Linked DNA regions of Homo sapiens: all the other regions are linked to region 3. The links are chromatin contacts, found by Hi-C or POLR2A ChIA-PET in ENCODE. All regions are on one chromosome and are shown on one strand. The core of a region is the stretch at or near the end of the contact, and the rest is flanking DNA. Distances in the headings are between cores, read along the strand shown.

Evidence for each region. Hi-C counts contacts between places; a loop is a spot of excess contacts on that map. ChIA-PET counts read pairs that join two places held with the same protein, here RNA polymerase II (POLR2A). Pooled maps may share reads with other maps.
Region 1: a map of endothelial cell of umbilical vein shows a loop between it and region 3 (6-fold over the local background). The contact joins the promoter of ODAD2 here to the enhancer-like site in region 3. A Hi-C loop is called at or near these places in 4 of 168 maps with a recorded cell type or tissue (IMR-90, endothelial cell of umbilical vein, mammary epithelial cell and 1 more) and 14 of 50 pooled maps.
Region 2: a map of naive thymus-derived CD4-positive, alpha-beta T cell shows a loop between it and region 3 (9-fold over the local background). The contact joins two enhancer-like sites. A Hi-C loop is called at or near these places in 1 of 168 maps with a recorded cell type or tissue (naive thymus-derived CD4-positive, alpha-beta T cell) and 7 of 50 pooled maps. POLR2A ChIA-PET finds 5 or more read pairs at or near these places in 2 of 52 experiments (Panc1 and common myeloid progenitor, CD34-positive).

The regions. Positions count from the first base shown.
Region 1 is chr10:27,997,820-28,000,519 of GRCh38, reverse strand. ODAD2 (outer dynein arm docking complex subunit 2) reads left to right here and starts at 1,441. Exons shown (of 20, transcript NM_018076.5): 1 at 1,441-1,526.
Region 2 is chr10:28,366,997-28,369,696 of GRCh38, reverse strand. No RefSeq gene overlaps it. Among named protein-coding and RNA genes, the nearest start is that of MPP7-DT, 65 kb to the right of the region's middle. Within about 2 kb of position 1,361, at least 9 of the 41 ENCODE cell types and tissues checked have a DNase peak (open chromatin) inside an H3K27ac peak, as active enhancers do.
Region 3 is chr10:28,177,125-28,179,824 of GRCh38, reverse strand. The region is part of intron 3 of MPP7 (MAGUK p55 scaffold protein 7); the gene reads left to right. Among named protein-coding and RNA genes, the nearest start is that of SNORD130, 110 kb to the right of the region's middle. Within about 2 kb of position 1,429, at least 6 of the 41 ENCODE cell types and tissues checked have a DNase peak (open chromatin) inside an H3K27ac peak, as active enhancers do; they include endothelial cell of umbilical vein, where a contact is called at or near this core.

The DNA.
Region 1 (2,700 bases), core at 192-2,691, 180 kb after region 3:
ACTGGGACTACTCCAGGATCCTTCCGAAGGATGCCCTCTGCTCCTCACCAGGTTGTGACCTGCATTACCGCCACAGGTGTGATGCTGTTGTCTCAGACTGTAATCCACCCATTTTTAAAAGGGCTTCTCTGTATACCTATTAGCATAAGCCCCTTTCTCACTGGTTGCAAGTCTAAGCTTCTCTGCAGGTAGTATCTCCTTTAGGTGAAACTATTCCATTCCTAACAACTTTCGCACTTTCAAAAAGAGAAGAAAAGAACCCAAAACAGGCCAGGCATGGTGGCTCATGCCTGTAATCCTAGCACTTTGGGAGGCCGAGGTGGGTGGATCACTTGAGGTCAGGAGTTCAAGACCCACCTGGCCAACATGGTGAAACTTCGTCTCTACTAAAAGTACAAAAATTAGCCGGGCATGGCGGCGCATTCTTGTAATCCCAGCTACTCAGGAAGCTGAGGGGGGAGGATCTCTTGAACCCGGGAGGCAGAGGTTGCGGTGAGCCGAGATGGGAGGCAGAGGTTGCGGTGAGCCGAGATCGTGCCACTGCACTCCAGCCTGGGTGATAGAGCCAGACTTCGTCCCCCACCCTCCAAAAAACCCAAAACAAAGGACAAATATCTATACCTCATATCCCTACGTGTTTGCAGAAAGGTTCTGCTTTGAGCTGAATCCGTATAATATTATGACAGGTGATATCCTAACATCATTCCACATTTGCCTCTTTGGCATCCGGAAAAGAATCCAGTTTTAATTCCTAAACACCCCATCATCCTAAGTGCTCCGGCATTGGTCCTTAAACACCGTGTCCCCCCACCCCAAGATAGTGCATTCTTCCCCATCCCCCCCCACCTCAATATTCCCACTCCTTTATCCCTCACTGGTGTTCCAGTTGGGGCTCTTGCTGGTAGGGTGTCTAGAGGTGGGGTCAAAACCATCTTAATGGACAAAGGTAAAGGCCATTTAAAAAAAGAGATGGGGGACATGTTTTCATTTCACTCCGATCCTCTGCCCTATTGAAGAGCGCTTTCTGCTTTCCCGGTGAGTATCAGAGTATTCTACCATATTTGTTTTTTTGGAGAGAAACATGTAAGCCTCAAATATCCTAGGAGAAGCCCTATGCTATTTGGGGGTACTCAGTGAAGATTTCAGGTACATACAACGCACTTGTCTGGAAGCCTATGGAAAAATGTAAAAAGGGGTTTCTAAGGAATATTTTCTGCTTCCTTTCTGCTCCATTTTAAGTTTTCTGCTAACTTGCCGCCGACCCCGCAACTGCTCACGACCTCTGTCAAAGTCAACCTTTCCCACCGCGTGGAGTGAGTTAGGGTGCACACTCGGGAGTTGCATAAAAGTGTTTGAGAAAGGGAGATGCAAAGTTGAATAAAAGTGTTTCCCGGGAGGGGCCGAGCGGAAAGCAGCAGGTGGCCGGGGCGGGTGGAACCCAGCGCGGGCGCAGAGCGTCTCTGGCGCGGGCATACGGTGCAACGGGTCCGCGGGAATCTTGGATGCGCGGAGGTCCCGAGACCAGGGTAACGGACTGGGCTGCGGTCGCGGCCGGGTGAGGCTGGGAGCGGAAGGCGGCGGCGGCGGCGCCCGGGGGAGGGCACGGGCCCTGTAGGCCTCCCACAAGGGCGCCGGCGTGCGCGGCCGCAGGGCGCGCAGTGTTGACCCGCGTCCTAGCAACAGGCGGGCGCCGACTGCGGGGGGCAGGGTGCTGCAGGTGAGTGCGGCTGGGGGTCTCCACGCTCACCCCCGCAGGGGTTCTGCAGCCGCCCGCGTGGATCGGGAAACAGAGGCGGCTCTCTGGCCCCGCCGCTGCCGCTCTCGCCTGCTCCCCTTTCCCTCCCGGGGACCAAGACCCGCCCCCTTCCCTTCTCTCTCCCAGCCCCATCTCACTCCTTCCTCCCCGCGAGACCCTGCCTCGGCCCTAGGTTGGGGACCGTCTGCTCCTCAGTCCCTGCGCCCCTCTCTGCACTACCTCGGCCCCATCACCTCCCGGATCCGCTCTCCACTTCTCCCGCCGCTTCCCTGCCTCTCCTTCCCCCAGCCCGTCTTTCTCCTCCGCCCTTTGCAGCTCTGCCTCCCGCTCCCAGCGTGGTTTTCGCCGTCCCTTCCCTCCTCGTCCCCTTACCGAATCCATTCCTGGAAACTTAGGGTCTCAGCTCTGACGCCCCCTTCTTGTAACGAGTCTGGTGGGGGCCGTCATCCCACACTAGGCTTAGCTTTGGTTTTACTTAGGGCCCTGTTCATGTCATGTCTAAAAGTTCGATTTTCTGTCGGTCTTACTGAGTAACTTCTGCATTCTCAGAAAGCAGTGTATGCGCGGACTCCCCGTGGATGTTACCAACCACATTTCATAGATCTCAGAGCTGATGGCTGCCTTTCCGTAGCCCCCTAAAGAATTCGGTTGTGCTTCTGTTTAAGTGTTAACGATGTGATTACCGAATGGGTTTCATTTCACTAATGATGCTGGAAGCTTGAAATTGACCTTTAGAAAGAAAAACAATCTGTGGTATCTATTGGATAAAGAGAAAAATGAGTGCTAAGTGATTCCCAGTTTATGTAAACATCCCAGTTTATGTAAACACGTAACCAAAACTTTTTTCCTTTTAATCTTTAAACTTACTTTCTTTACTTCAAAGGTGTGTGCTGTGTATTTACATGGATTCATTTTAACTATGGTTCTTAAGCCAAAAGAGCTTG
Region 2 (2,700 bases), core at 112-2,611, 190 kb before region 3:
CGTGATCCTCCCACTTTGGCCTCCCAAAGTGTTGGGATTACAGGCATGAGGGACTGGGCCCAGCCCTAATAAATATTTCTTGAAGGCATAGACTTTTCTTCTTATGTTAAAACTGACTTCCACAATAGGATGCTTCGGCGTTTCATGTTTTGTGTATGTGAGTGTAATTTTGCTCCCTGGTGGGGTGTAAATTTACTTTCTGAGGCATGGGGGTGAAGGTGACAGTGACTAGTATATTGCTTCAGGATGTGTTCTGGCCCCTTCTTATGGTGTCACCATCTTCTAGGATGTGGCCAGAGCACGGTGAGGTATGTAACAAAATGAAACCTTTTGCTTAAAATCAAATTGGCCAGCAGGGCGCGGTGGCTCACGCCTGTAATCCCAGCACTTTGGGAGGCCAAGGCAGGTGGATCACAAGGTCAGGAGATCGAGACCATCCTGGCCAACATGGTGAAACCGTCTCTACTAAAAATACAAAAAAATCAGCTGGGTGCGGTGGTGCACACCTGTAGTCCCAGTTACTCAGGAGGCTGAGGCAGGAGAATGGCTTGAACCCAGGAGGTGGAGGTTGCAGTGAGCTGAGATTGTGCCACTGCACTCCAGCCTGGTGACAGAGTGAGACTCCGTCTCAAAAAAAAAAAAAAAAAAAAATCGGTCAAAGTACAATATTTGCTTCCTACTCTGCTCATCTTCACCTGAAAAATCTACAGATTCTTCAGATTGCAAACCCATGCTTACCAAAGATAAATGCTTGCACTTTGCATGAATTTGAAAATGTATCTCTTATTTTTCATTCAAGACTCCAAGTTGGCCAGACAGGATGACTCATGCCTGTAATCCCAGCACTTTGGGAGGCCAAGGCAGGTGGATCACATGAGGTCAGGAGTTCAAGACCAGTCTGGCTAACATGGTGAAACCTCGTCTCTACCAAAAATACAAAAATTAGCTGGGTGTGGTGGTGCGTACCTGTAATCCCAGCTACTCAGGAGGCTGAGGCAGGAGAATTGCTTGAATCCAGGAGGCAGAGGTTGCAGTGAGCTGAGATTGTGCCACTGCACTCCAGCCTGGGCTAACGAGCGAGACTCCGTCTCAAAAAATAAAAATAAATAAAAATACAAAATAAAAATAAAGACTCCAACTCAATATTTGGGGAAAAAAAGCCACTTTTATCCCTGTCTTTGACCCCTTAATCATTTTTCCTTTGCTGGACCTAGTCCTGTCTCTCTGAACTCTCTGCTGCAATTTCCTGACACTGTGGCCCAGGTCTGGGGAGCTCTTTGGGTGGGGCTGAATGCCGAAGCTCACTCACCACTTCCCTTCTTTTCAAAAGAAGCGAAAGTCTTTCTAGTTCCTTCGGTTTGGGTACTTTCTTTAAGTATGTGCCTGAGTAGACAAGTCATCGTATTTCCTGATTCTGCTCACTGAAAGTAGTTTCTACTTGTGTGCAGGAATAGCTTCTAGCTCTGATGCTTAATTCTTTTGACTTAAATATCCCCATATGGTGGGAGGTCTAGAGAGGAATTTATACCACTGAGACTCTCACTATATATATTTTTTCTGTCAGTTACTCTTGTAAGCTGTGAGTCTTTAATGATTACCATATGCACAGGCCCATATGGTCTGAGCCTCCACTCAGCACGTGTTCCTTGATCATAATGTCACAGAGCAGTGTGGCTTTTCCTGTGAGCATTCTGTGCAACATAGCATGGTGACAGATACCTTATCCGGAGTCGCCATTTTATTTTTTCAACGTTTTCAGTGCGTCTTTGGAAACACTAGCCAGCCACTTGTAGACACGTCAAGTACAGATTCATATTTGAAATATCCTGGGTAAATATTTAAAGTATTTCTGTGCCAAGCAAAGTGGCTCATGCCAGTACTTTGGGAGGCTGAGGCGGGAGGATCAGTTGAGGCCACGAGTTTGAGACCAGTCTCGGCAACATAGTGAGACCCTGTCTCTACAAAAGTAAAAAAATTAGCCGGGCATGGTGCTGCACCTGTAGTCCCAGCTATTCGGGAACCTGAGAAGATGACTTGAGCCTGGGAATTGAAGGCTGCAGAGAGCCACGATTGCATCACTGCACTCCAGCCTTGGCGACAGAGAAAGAACTGTCTCAAAAAACAAAAAACAAACAAAGTCTCTCTGTAAGTTTGTCTGTCCATGATACGCAGGGAAATTCAGAGAGGAATTTGAATGTAACTTTTATCTCTGTAAAACAGTAGCATTCCTTCTTTCTGGCCATACTAAGGACCTGTTCCCTAAATGGCTGGAGCCCACGTTAGTTTGAATTGCTGCGTGTGAAGCAAAAATGCAATTTCATTATCCGAACAAAACAACTTGGCTTCATCGTGGGAAGCTCGTTAATTTCAAATGGAAAATAATCAACCCAGAAAAGGATGGGTGGGCTTTTTCTTCCTCTTTTTCCTGTAAACTAGAGGAAAATGGTTTTTGGCTGAAAGATAGCTTGGCAAGAAGCTTGACTCTTCAAAAGGAAGCCCCTGTAGAGAGCAGATAGGCTCTGACAGTGGGGGGCACAGGTCTGTGTCCATTTGTCACACGATTTTGAAACTGGCAGGGGTGCCCCTGCTGCTTATATCACAAGAGGGTTTCCACAAGGCACGTGTTCTCCAGTGAGGGTTCTCAGTAACTCATGAGCCATTTGCGACTCGGTACAAATTCCCAGGGGCCCAATCTCTCCT
Region 3 (2,700 bases), core at 180-2,679:
ATTACTTGACAAAGTTGGCATGTATCTTTGTCTTTTAATTTGAATAAATATTTGGCTAGCCACTATTGTGTGCCTAGTAAATTTAGGTAGTGTTTCAAGCCACTTTTTAATATTATGTGCCTCCACTAGGTGGTGCTCATTCCTTCGGGACATCTGAGACCTAGCTTAAAGAATTTAGTTCTGTCACTGATGGGTTAAAGATAAAAGAAGCAAATTCAGGCCAAAGCAGTACGAAAAACTTGTGAAATTTTTTTATTTCATGTAATGAGTTGTGAAACTCTGTAGTAGAGGTATTTATTATTATTAATGTATGATATTTCCAAGAAATCAGTAATTTTATTATATGGCTCATTTATATAAAATGTATTTAAATAGTTATTATAGATTGTGTTAGATGATGGGGATGCAATGGTGAAAAACAGACACGGTGGTCTTAAACCATATGACTCTTGGAATCAACACTCAAGTAATCACTTGAGTAAGTGTGTAATTATTACTGAGATAGGGACAGGTTTTTGGTGCTTTGAGTGTATAAGGGGCAGAGAAGGGGGTATTTTCCAAGATTCTGGGAAGTTTTATTGAAGAACTGATCACTGATCTAGTTAAATAAGATCTGAAAGTTGCTGAAGAATTAACCAGTGTGAGTGTGTTGGAGGAGAAATTTCACAGTGATGAGGTTAGTGTGGGGTTGCAAGGAGTTCTTTATCTGCACCCCAGTCGTTGTAATGGTTGGATCCAATGGACCTTTTCAGTCCTGGAGACATCTGTTCTTCAGCTTTAATTTCTTGATAATTTCCTTCCCTCAGCTCTTCTCCTCTTCCATCTTTCTAGAAGTTCTTTTAGGTGAATATTGGCCTTTCTGGATTTTACCTTTGCTTTTAAAGAGATTTCTTCAACTTTTACTACATTTCTCTTTAAAATCTTAAAAATTCGCTGCTGCTATTTTAATTCCAGTACATTTGAGAAGAATGTCTCTGTTTCTTTTTTGTAACATCTTAGTCTCATTCCATGGATACACTATAGAATCTTTCTGAGGATAATTAAACAAAACAAAAGCCCCCTTTTTGTTGATTCTGTGTTCCATGAACTTTTCAAAGTTCTAAGTACCTTGTTTCTCTCTTCCAGCAACCCTTTAGATAGATATTAATCTTTACCCCATTGTAAAGATTAGAAGAATGAGGTACCACTTTGATTACACAGCCAGTTAGGTGGTAGAGCTGGTCTTGAACCCAGGTGGTCTGACTCAAGTTCTACATTTTTACTATCATGCTACTCTGCTTGTTGATGAGTATTCAGTAGAATGGTTTCGGTTTCATTTTCAATTCTCCTCATTTTGTTCACAATTTTTCTTTACTCTGGGACTTTTTTTTTCCTGTTTTGCCTGCTTGGTGTTTATCCTGTGGGGGCTTTCCTCAAATGTCTGCTTATTCTTGGTTGTCTGCCTGTGTTTAATAGTGAGTTGTTAAAAGAGCTGATTGGAAGATCTATGTGTTGGAGCAGGGCCTGGTGACAGGTGGAATCTCTGTAGAACAGTGGTTTTCGACTGAGTTGGATTCCTTCTCGCCTTTCCTGGTCATTTGGCAACATCTGGAGGCATCTTTGATGGTGATGACTTGAGGAGGGGGTACTGCTGGCATCTAGGAGAACAGCTCAGGGATGCTGCTGAACATCCTGCGATAGACAGGAAAGCCCCTCACAACAAAGAACTATTCAGCCTAAAATGTCAGTAGTGCCAGAACTTAAAAACTCTGCTTCAGAGGGAAAGGATGAAAAATCAGCTACTGTTGGTTACAGGAGGAGAGATTGCAAATCCCAGAATAAAGAGCCATTTTTCTCCATGGCTCTTCAGTTTTTTCATCAGAGAGACCTGGAATCTGCTGCCTGGGCCTTAGGTGGCTGGCTGCTTGACATTCTGGATCAGCCAAGGGAAAGGAGCCCCTCACAGTATTTAGGGTTTCAGCACCTGCATGCCTGGCATCCCTGATCCGCCAGCATGACAGTGTTCCCTGGGTCAAATTGTCTCTTTTAAACAATTCCCCACTTTGTCTGGTTCTATGCGGTGGCTTCCTTTTTCTAAAAATTTTTGAACTCTCTAGTCTTCTGTCTCATTTCTGTTATTTTTAATTTGAAAAATCATCTTAGTGCAACTTAGGATAGAGAAGAGATCCGTATCTTTAATCACTAAACTTTGTAATCATAATTTTTAGTGGCATTATTGTAATCCATCAACCGCTTATGCTATGGTTTATTTAATCATTTTCTTATCATTGTACAGAACAATTTTTCCTTATCAATTCTTAGGTTATTTTGAAATACAGCTTATATAGGAACAATTAATCTACGAATTTTCACAATGTTGTTTTGGTGCCCTTGCACCCTCCAAAAGTGAATCAGTAAGAACTCTTTTTTTTTTTTTTGAAATGGAGTCTCACTGCGTTGCCCAGGCTGGAGTGCAGTGGCGTGATCTTGGCTCACCACAACCTCTGCCTCCTTGTTTCAAGTGATTCTCCTGCCTCAGCCGCGCCACCATGCCTGGCTAATTTTTTTTTTTTTTTTTTTTTTTTGCATTTTTAGTAGAGTTGGGGTTTCACTATGTTGGCCAGGCTGGTCTCGAACTCATGACCTCATGATCTGCCTGCTTGGCCTCCCAAAGTGCTGGGATTACAGGCGTGAGCCACTGCGCCCGGCCAGAACTCTTTT